2 separate regions of the Homo sapiens genome follow, and region 1 is linked to region 2. Evidence: chromatin loops called from intact Hi-C (ENCODE). Cell type or tissue: psoas muscle. All regions are shown on one strand. Each heading gives the region's core, and the rest is flanking DNA. Links, peaks and the distances in the headings are about the cores only.

Region 1 (5,386 bases), core at 216-5,215, 630 kb before region 2:
AAGATGGAAGATCTTTCCACAGAGAACTAGAAAGTTTCTGGTCCCTTTAGGCAAAGGTTAGGAGACTGCTTCCCCCCCGCCACCCCTGTCCCACCCCCTGCCCACTGATTCCACCCTCCTCTTGCTTGCTGCCCTCTCAGCACATATCTTTCTTCCAGTTCCCCAAAGGAACCAAACCTTTTCTACATCATTACCTCTGTGTGGAGGTTACCCACCCTTTCAACATGCTAAAGTTTGTTTACCTTTAGGCTTCAGTTTAATTGTTACATCCTCCTATCTATATGTCTTTACTGGCCCCTTACCTAAAGACGGTCTTACTGTGAAACCATGCCATAACGTCTCGTATTTTTCCTTTACAACACTTACCAAATTGGGCTGGGCATGGTGGCTCACACCTATAATCCCAGCATTTTGGGAGGCTGATGCAGGCAGATTGCTTGAGGTCAGGTGTTCGAGACCAGCCTGGCCAACATGGTGAAACCCCATCTCTACTAGAAATACAAAGAATTAGCTGGGCGTGGTGGCACACAACCATAGTACCAGCTACTCAGGAGGCTGAGGCAGGAGAATCACTTGGACCTGGGAAGCGGAGGTTGCAGTGAGCCAAGATTGTGTCACTGCACTCCAGCCTGGGCAACAGAGCAAGATTCCATCTCAAAACAAACAAAACCACTTACCAAATTGATGCATATAGACACACACATATATATAATATGTATATCAGATATATGCACACAGTATGCTTACATGTATGTAAAACAACACAAATATACACAAATATAATTTGTGTAACCATTTGTTTAATGTATGTTTCACCACTGGAAGGTTTGCAAGAAATACCATGCCTGTTTTATTCATTCCTTCTTCTGTTGTGTACAGTGCTCGGAGTGTAGTAGATGCTCAATAAATGTGTCAAATGGCTGGATGAATTAGCAATATTCATGCACCAAAGTATCATGATTCTTGTTACTCTAAGAGTGGGATATGAACCACTGGAGATGACTTTAGATGTGACCTGAGTCTAGCACTGGATAATATTGTATCACCTTGAGTGAAAGTACTTTTATTTTCAATTTACTTTCAATCCCTCTGATGTTATTAAAGAGAAAAGCATGGTTTGATGATGGTCTTTAATCACTGCTGACCACTTGCCAGCCTCCCTGGTCTACACAGTGAGATCAGGCCTCAGCCAGCAACACTGTCTAACTGGACTTCAATAACATGTTTTGTTTCTATTGCATTATTCATAGGTTACCTTTTATTTGTGACACATGATATTGATTTTTCTTTTATGGAAGTGACACAAAGTCTCCTTTTAAAACAAAACTATATAAGTAAAAATGTGAGTATATTTAAGAGAAATATTAAGGAAATAGTAGTACAGTTATGATATATTAGTGGTTCTTGAATTACTGAAATTTTGGTTTTTGAAGTGTTTGAAGTTTTGGAACTACCTAGAAGGTCACTAGAGTCCAAGATGCACTCCTGAGTCCATCCCCAAACTAGTGCAGGACCATGACAAAGTAAATGCAATGAAGTGAGTTTCTCCCAAAGCTAAGTTGGTTCATTGTCATTCTGATAGCATGTTCTTTTTTGAGATTAAAGTATCTTTTCCCCAAATAGATGATGATTTTTAAAAATTGCCCCCAAATCTGGCTGGGCATGGTGGCTCATGCCTGTAAGCCCAGCACTTTGGGAGGTTGAGGTGGGTGGATCACTGGAGGTCGGGAGTTCAAGAGCAGCCTGGCCAACATGGTGAAACCCCGTCTCTACTAAAAATACAAAAATTAGCCAGGCATGGTGATGTGTGCCTGTAATCCCAGCTACTTGGGAGGTTGAGGCACGAGAATCTCTTGAACCTGGGAGGCGGAGATTGCAGTGAGCCAAGATTGTGCCACTGCACTCCAGCCTGGCAATAGAATGAGACTCCGTCTGGAAAAAAAAAAAAAAAAGTTGCCAGTAAAATCTTGTTTGCCTCCTGTGTGAATAATATGAGAGCAGTTGGTCCCACTCTTGTGTGTGTGCGTGTGTGTGTGTGTGTGTGTGTGTGTGTGTGTGTGTTGGTCCCCAGTGCAAATGCAGATGTGTCATGCATACTACCCTAAAGTAAAAAGCATTTGTGTGTTGTTTTCCCTTTATTTCAAATAGGGATTGCAAGTATCATATTTATAAAAAAAAAGATTGTGAAAATAATTTCTAGATATGGTGAGCACTGTATAAGGGATGTCATAGGAGAACGAGATGGTTGGGGGAGTAGAGGGTACTAGGGGGAGGGTGTTTCTGTAGTAGTTTCTTCCATTGGAGACAGAATAGGGATGGGAGGGGTCTGAGGGCAGTGGCTCCTAGATGGCAGGATGAGCATTTGGGGGGCAGCAGCCTCCCCATTTTCTGAGATAGGTGGTGTCAGAGGTTGGGCAAGGAGGAGAACAGGGGTTGGCAGAGGAGAGACAGGCAGGTCATCTGTGGAGGGATCCACACTTCAAGTGCTGCTGGACACAGGGAGGCTCCTGTGCCCCAGGCATCAGCCTGGAAAGAAGTTAGCCTGTTGCAACATTGTCGTAACTGCTGCCTTTCTCGCTGTTTGTGTCTGTGCCGAGTTTGCTTTGCTTATAGAACCCAAACTGCGGTTGGACTCTTAGGTCCCCATTAGAAATTTAGCAGAAATCATAAGACCAGAGAGATTATGGCCTTACTGATTGCATCAGTTTTGGCAACTGCCTAATTAGAAGCATCCAAAGAACGAGACCTTTAAAATGACTTATACTTGTTATAACCCATGATCAGCCTTTGGCTTCTCATTTGAAGCTGCTGCCTGCGGTGGCATCATAGTTAGATACTTACTGTATCTAACTGATACATAGCAGGGACTATGATTTTCTCTCAGACTTAAACCATGGTCAGCAGAACTATATTTTGCTTTTGAAAATCAGAACTCTTTCAAGGTAACATGCTTCAAGAGGAGTGATCTTCTCCCCTCCCTAAAATCCAGATGTTATACTTCGAAGTTAAAAACAACTGGAAACTGAAAAGTCTAACTGCAAGCCGCCTTCTCTGCTGTTAAGCAGTCAGCGTTCACCTACAATGGTCTTTCTCTGTTTTTGCCAGTAGGTGGTGACAGTGCTGTCTGTGCAGTTTACTTAAGTCTCTTGTTATTTATTTATTATTTAAATAATACCTCTCTCTCTCTCTCTCTCTCTCTCTCTCTCTCTCTCTCTCTCTCCGTCTCTCTCTCTCTCTCTCTCTCTCTGTCTCTCTCTCTCTCAACAGAGTCTTGCTCTGTTGCCCAGGCTGGTGTACAGTGGTGGGATCTCATCTCACTGCAACCTCCACCTCCCGGGTTCAAGAGATTCTCCTGCCTTAGGCTCCCAAGTAGCTGGGATTACAGGGACCTGCCACCACACCCCGCTAATTTTTTTTGTATTTTTAGTAGATACAGGGTTCCACCATGTTGGCCAGACTGGTTTTGAACTCCTGACCTCAAGTGACCCACCCACCTTGTACAAATACATACATATTATAGGAAGAATTAGAAAACAGATAAGCACAAAGGGAGTTGGGGGGTGGGGGTTGGAATTGTATAATCCCACCATCTGTAGATAATCACTGCTGAAGTTCAGGCATACACAGCCTTTGTGGTAAACTGACCTAAGCCAGTTTAGTGGTTCACAGCTAATAGGTTATGTATGGTTGATACCAGGAGCCTCCAGTGATGACAGATCTCTACTCCACAACCTCTGTAAGGGTGAAAGGAGAAAGCAAGAGCAGTTCTCAAACCAATCCTGCTACGGGGACAAACATGCATGACCAAGCAGGCACACAGCCTGTGCTGTAAACTGCGCTGGAGAGGCCCAAGCTCCCAGCTTTCAGCCGCTTAGACAAACACCTTGCATGAAAGGCTCTCCTGTGGCCTGTGCAGCAGCAGTGTTGTAGCCATAGCATTGAGCTAACTTTACTTAGAGTCACGCAGGCCACAGAATCCTCCATAACGTAAGACTGGAGGGATGGAGGCTGCTGGCGTTGCTGAATTCTCACACCCTGGTCATAAGAAGGCGGAGTGGCCTGTACAGCATTTCCAGCTGATCCATATACAGCAAGTCCTCAAATGATGTCATTTCAATCGGTGTCATTTCATGATCACCTTGATGAGAAAGTCTGTTCCTGGCTGGGGCCCCTGTCTGTGTGGAGTTTGCACATCCTCCCACATCTGCATGGGTTTTCTCCAGGTCTCCCAATTTCCTCCTACATCGCAGAGATGTACATGTTTGGTTAACTGGCATGTGGTCCCAGCCTGAGTGAGAGAGAGAGAGCGTGTGTGTGTGTGTGTGTGTGGCAGGGGTGTGTGTGGTGGGGGTGTGGGTCTGAGTGCACCCTGCTAGGGGATGTATCCTGTCCAGGATGGGTCCCAATGTTGCAGCCTCAGCTGCCGGGACAGGCTCCAGCTACCCTTGACCCTGAAACAGGAATAACTGGGCAAATAATTATCTTCCTTGTGTTTATTAACCTTACTTAAATGTATGTATAGCTCACATGTATTTCAGTGTTTAATATTATAAATGTTTTGGTTTTTATTTAGAAGTTTTGTGATTTTTTTTGTGATCAGAAATATGCCATAAGAACTTAGCTCTTGTTGATCTCAATTAGCCTGTGGCAAAATCAGTTTCACTATATGTTGTTTCACTGAAAGTTGCAGTTTCCTGTTGATGACATGAAGTGAGCCCTTACTGCACTGTCGTGCATTGCTTAACAACAGGGATATGGTCTGAGAAATGTATCGTTAGTCAATTTTGTCATTGTGTAAACATCATAGTGTACTTATACAAACCTAGATGGCATAGCCTACTACACACCTACACTATATGCTGTAGCCTGTTGCTCCTAGGCTAAAAACCAATACAAAGTGTTACCATACTGAATAGGCAGTTGTAACATGGTGGTATTTGTGTATTTACACATATCTAAACAGAAAAGGTACAGTAAAAACACAGTGGGTTATAAAAGATTAAAAATGGCACACCTGTATAGGGCATTTACCATGAAGGGAGTTTATAGGACTGGAAGTTGCCCTGGGTGAATCAGTGAGTGGTAAGTGAATGTGACCACTCACACAAGTGTAAACTTTAAACGCTGTATACTAAGACTACACTATATTCATTTAAAATTTTTTCTTTAATAATAAACCTTAACTTACTGTAACTTTAAAAATAAATTTTAAGAAACTTTTGACACGTTCATAATAACACTTAGGACACAAATATATTGGATAGCTATACAAAAAATAGTTTCTTTATATCCTTATTCTGTAAGCTTTTTTCTATTATTTATATTTTTACTGTTTCAATTTTTTGTTATAAACTAAGACACGAACACACACATTAGCCTTGGCCTA
Region 2 (5,386 bases), core at 224-5,223:
CTTTATTACTAAATGCTATTTGCTGCCCATTGAATGTGTACCCCATGAATGCTGTGAACTATAAGGATGTGTGTGGATGTGTGTGTGAAATTTGATTAAGGGTCATAGATACAGTACAAAGCAAAGAATGCTAATGGCAGTAGTATTATTAATCTTTTTAGGTAGCAGTATTATTTATCTTTTAAGGTACAAGTCCTATCTTTTCAGCTAGACCTTCAGCCTCTGTGAACAGGCTATGTGTTGTTAACAGTATTAGGATTATGAGATCATTTGATTGCGAATGAAAGGGTATTCAAAAAACATTGCTGGTTGTATGTGAATGAGAGTGACAAAACTAAAACCCAAAAGACAAAATATGATTAATGGAACCACATTTTACCTAGTTGAGGAGAGACTCACAGAAGTGGCACTCAAGGGCCTGTAGGAGGGGTGCAGTTAGCATGAAGGCATGAAAAGAGGGGCCTCGGCTGGGCACGGTGGCTCACGCCTGTAATCCCAGCACGTTGGGAGGCCAAGGCAGGTAGATCACTTGAGATCAGAAGTTCAAGACCAGCCTGGCCAACATGGTGAAACCCCCGTCTCTACTAAAAATACAAAAATTAGCTGGGCATGGTGGCACGCACCTGTAGTCCCAGCTACTCAGGAGGCTGAGGCAGGAGAATTGCTTGAACCCAGGATGTGGAGGTTGTAGTGAGCTGAGATTATGCCACTGCACTCCAGCCTGGGCGACAGAGCGAGAGAGTGAGACTCCATCTCAGAAAAAAATAAAGAGGGACCTCAAAGAAATAGGTAGTGACTGTGAGCACTTTTCTCTGGTTTTGTTGTTAAATAGACTGTGTAGATGAAACAAAACAGGCCATGGTAACAGGCTGGTGGGAAAGGGCCTTCCTGCTGTATGGAGGGTTCTGTGGCCTCAGCACACAAAGTCCAAAGATGTTGCCCATAAACTGGCCCCAGATCCTACCAGCCCAGATAACTCTTTCAGCTTCATACTTGTCCAGCACTTAAAACTTGTGCTCATCTTTGGACTCTTACCATCATTATTGTTAAAAAACAACAAGTATTTATTAGGGGACTTTCATACGTAGGGCCTTATGCTAAGAGCTAGGAATATCCTTGGTACTGTCTCCTGTTGTTAGCAGTGGGATTTTCATGCTTCTTTAAATGAGTCAGGCTCTTTCAAGCCCCTGTGTCCTTGCATTTGCTGTACATTTCACCTAAAACACCCTTTCCATCTTCTCAGCTTTGTGAGCTCTCACTTATCCACTAAGGTCCAGTGTAAAAGCTACTTTCTCCTGGGAGTCTTCCTTGAAATTGTACTAGAGTGCCTCTACTAAACTATAAACTCCCATTTAAAAAATAAAGAAAACTAGAAACTAAGTGCTGTCTCATCTTTGTGCCCCCAGGAACTAGGCCTTGTATACAGTAAGTACCCATTCATTTATTACAAAATAGTGAAGTGTGTCTCCTTCATGCCAGGCTCTGTTCTAGCAGTGTAACTAAACTTACCTGTTGAATTTGTTTAACGGGGCCAATTCCTCCCTTTGGTTATGAATTCCCTGCTCTGAACTTGAAGAGCACTTTATCTGTAGGTTGATAGCATTAAAATCTGGTGAGTCACATCATACACTATGCATTGGTTGTGTTTATAGCTCTTTCACTTAATATAATTTCTTTGAGATCAGAGATGGTGTCTTAAATTCAGTTTATCTCCATATTCCCTTTATTCCTCAAACTTTCTGTTCATTAACTTACTCCATCTTTTAACAGATACTTCCTGAGAATCTACCATGTGCTAGGCATGTGTTGCAGGCTGGGGTTATGGCAATGAGCAAGATCAGTGGTGTTATTTTTGTGCAGATTACTGGGCCTTACACGGAGTCAGTGTTCAATAAATGTCAGTTGAAGTGTAATGTAAAGGCTCTATACTCCTTAGGGGCAAGGGTCATTCTTTGAGGTACCCACAGCCCCACATACAATGACATAACTTGGCATCTCCACAGTGCATATTTACCAATTCATGAATTGACTATCTCTGCAGAGACAGAGAATATAAAAGGAGAAAAACAACTCCTTGCCACAAAAAATATTATTGATAACATGGAGGAGCATCCACTGAACATAGCTTTTAAATTATTTGTTAATTTACAGCACCTTTCAAACTTTGTTTGAACATGGCTTTATACTGAAAAGGGGAGAGTCTTATACTGTAATTATGTAAGGCAAGCTTATAATAATTATAATAATTATCAACCGAGTGCCAATAATACTTTAAGAACTCCACTGAGCATAAAGATCGCACTAGTGCCTAACAGGTATTTAAAATTAAGCTCTCTAAAATTGCAAAGGCACATATTTAGTGTTTTCTATTTTTTGGTAAGTAAAGATTCTGACAAATAATTACCCTCTTTTTCCTGGTAGAAACTTCTGTTTACACGGAAAATTTTCTCTAAGATGGATTTCTTCCAGTGAGAATTTGAGCAATTTATTTTCTTTAACATATCTTGAATGATATTTTCTCTTCTGTTTGAAAAATATGACAACATGCCAGATCTCGGAGCTTCTCCAGAGTAGAGGACACACCCATCAATAGACAAGCAAGTTTTCATGGGTATGTCATTCTAAGCATAGAAAAAGGCAGACTTTGAAGCGCGCTAGGATTCCCCCTAGTGGATGTAAAAGGTACTTGATTTAAGAAAAAAAAAAATCCACACCTGAGGGGAGTTGGTGGGTACTGTGGTTTACAAGGATTCATTCCTCCCTAGCATCTGTTTCTGAAAGTTGGAAGTATGTCACCAATTAATAAAGGTTTGATTAGCACTCCTCTTTCTATCTGGCATCCATAGTAATTAAGGTGTCTGCCTGCAGGCTTGCAAATGCAGCATGAAATTACAGTCAGCCCTAGAACAGAGAAATAAAATGAACACTCTTTAAAACAACACCATCTAATTTCCATAAGACACTCCCCAAATCAAATCCTCATCTGTGACTGTTTTGGTTTAAACGGATATGGTGCCTTTATCCAAATCATGAAAAAGTTTGGCTCTTTTTAGAGACTCTATTATTATCTATGTCAGTGGTGGCCAGCTACTTAAAAAATGTGCTTTTGTGTATTGCCCAAATTAGATTCCTGAGTGTTGGTCTTTGTCATGTCTTTTACAAATCCCCATTACTTATCATGTGTAGTGTCTATGAATTCATTCCATACACACTTGTTGATTATAGGCACAAGGCTAGATACTAGATGGGGGGGATGAAGGACACAGATAAGGATAAGACAAAGATCTTGGCCTCTGAAAAACTGTTAATCTACTCTGACATACCAACTTTCTGTCTCCTTTACTGGCTCCACTTTCTCCTCCTACCTTTTAAAGTGTTGATGTGTAGGTGACCTGATAACTATTTTTATCTGCCCAGAAAGTTTTACCATCCCTGTTCTTCTCATAAAGAGGCTGTACCCTCCTTCCAACAATATGGGGGCATATGACATGGGTCTGGCCAACCCAAGTGCTCCTTAGGTTTGGTCTAAGCATGGGTCATGTGATTCTAGCAAAGTCAACCAGAGTTCTTTCCAGGAATTGTTATAGGGATGGTGGGAGAAAAGAGATTTTTTATGGGGGTGGCTAATCTGGGGCTAGCAGTGACTTTGCTCTCTGCCTAGCAGAAAAGTCCAGTATGAAGTAGGAGAGAGAGCTAGATAGAGAAAGAGATAGAGATAGTGATGAGAGAGAGAGAGAGAGATATGAGAGAGAGAGAGAGAGATATGAGAGAGAGAGAGAGAGAGAGAGAGACAGATAGAGACACAGAGAGAGAGAGAGACTGACTGTTGAGGCTCTCTAGAACTGAGTCCTCAGCTCACTCTTGGTCCTTTGACATCAATCCCTTCTTCTGTCTTTGGCATCCTCTCATTCCTGTAGTATTCTCCCTGGTCAGTATCACCAATGCACACCACGGGCTTCCATCATTACTTACCTGCTGATGACTCTAAAAAATCTACACAAAAGTGATCTCTTGATCTCTGAACTTTAGGCCCTGAATTTTAGATCTACATGTCTAAATGCCTACTGGTCATTTCCCTTGTACATTCCATACATACTTCAAGTCAAGTCAATTTTCTTCCATACCTTTTCTCCACATGTTCCTAGTCTCCTTCGGTGGCACCACTGCCCATCCAGGTTTTCAAACCAGAAGGTGGAAGTCATCCTAGATACTTCCCTCACCTTCTATATTTAATCAACCAGCAAGCCTGCTGATCTGAATCATGGGCTTGATTTCTTGTTATAAGATTTCTTATTTCCTACCAACTACCATCAGAGAATACTATAAACACCTCTATACAAAAAAAAAACTAGAAAATCTAGAAGAAATGGATAAATTCCTGGACACCTACACCCTCCCAAGACTAAACCAGGAAGAAGTTGAATCTCTGAATAGACCAATAACAGGTTCTGAAATTGAGGCAATAATTAATAGTCTACCAACCAAAAAAAGTCCAGGACCAGACAGATTCACAGCCGAATTGTACCAGAGGTACAAAGAGGAGCTGGTACCATTCCTTCTGAAACTATTCCAATCAATAGAAAAAGAGGGAATCCTCCCTAACTCATTTTATGAGGCCAACATCATCCTGATACCAAAGCCTGGTAAAGACACAACAAAAAAAGAGAATTTTAGACCAATATCCCTGATGAACATTGATGCAAAAATCCTCAATAAAATACTGGCAAACTGAATCCAGCAGCACACCAAAAAGCTTATCCACCACGATCAAGTTGGCTTCATCCCTGGGATGCAAGGCTGGTTCAACATATGCAAATCAATAAATGTAACCCGTCATATAAGCAGAACCAAAGACAAAAACCACATGATTATCTCAACAGATGCAGAAAAGGCCTTCGATAAATTCAACTGCCCTTCATGCTAAAAACTCTCAATAAACTAGGTATTGATGGGACGTATCTCAAAATAATAAGAGCTATTTATGACAAACCCACAGCCAATATAATACAGAATGGGCAAAAACTGGAAGCATTCCCTTTGAAAACTGGCACAAGACAGAGATGCCCTCTCTCACCACTCCTATTCAACATAGTGTTGGAAATTCTGGCCAGGGCAATCAGGCAAGAGAAAGAAATAAAGGGTATTCAATTAGGAAAGGAGGAAGTCAAATTGTTCCTGTTTGCAGATGACATGATTGTATATTTAGAAAACCCCATAATCTCAGCCCCAAATCTTCTTAAGCTGATAAGCAATTTCAGCAGTCTCAGGATACAAAATCAATGTGCAAAAATCACAAGCATTCCTATACACCAATAACAGACAAACAGAGAGCCAAATCATGAGTGAACTCCCATTCACAATTGCTTCAAAGAGAATAAAATACCTA

What was found. Hi-C counts contacts between places; a loop is a spot of excess contacts. Peaks named below come from ENCODE experiments on the same cell type or tissue, not always from the same donor. Only the 100,000 strongest peaks of a DNase experiment are listed, where the experiment ranks them.
Region 1: a loop joins it to region 2, with 4 times the contacts of the local background. A loop is called at or near these places in 21 of 110 quality-filtered maps.

Annotation. Positions count from the first base shown.
Region 1 is chr12:94,762,118-94,767,503 of GRCh38, reverse strand. No RefSeq gene overlaps it. Among named protein-coding and RNA genes, the nearest start is that of MIR492, 70 kb to the left of the region's middle. RefSeq lists an enhancer at 4,556-4,615 and a silencer at 4,936-4,985. In psoas muscle, for the core only: a CTCF peak has its summit at 3,095 (motif pointing right); no DNase peak of the experiment used is centred there.
Region 2 is chr12:94,131,675-94,137,060 of GRCh38, reverse strand. No RefSeq gene overlaps it. Among named protein-coding and RNA genes, the nearest start is that of PLXNC1, 14 kb to the left of the region's middle. RefSeq lists a silencer at 2,561-2,610. In psoas muscle, for the core only: a CTCF peak has its summit at 2,662 (motif pointing left); no DNase peak of the experiment used is centred there.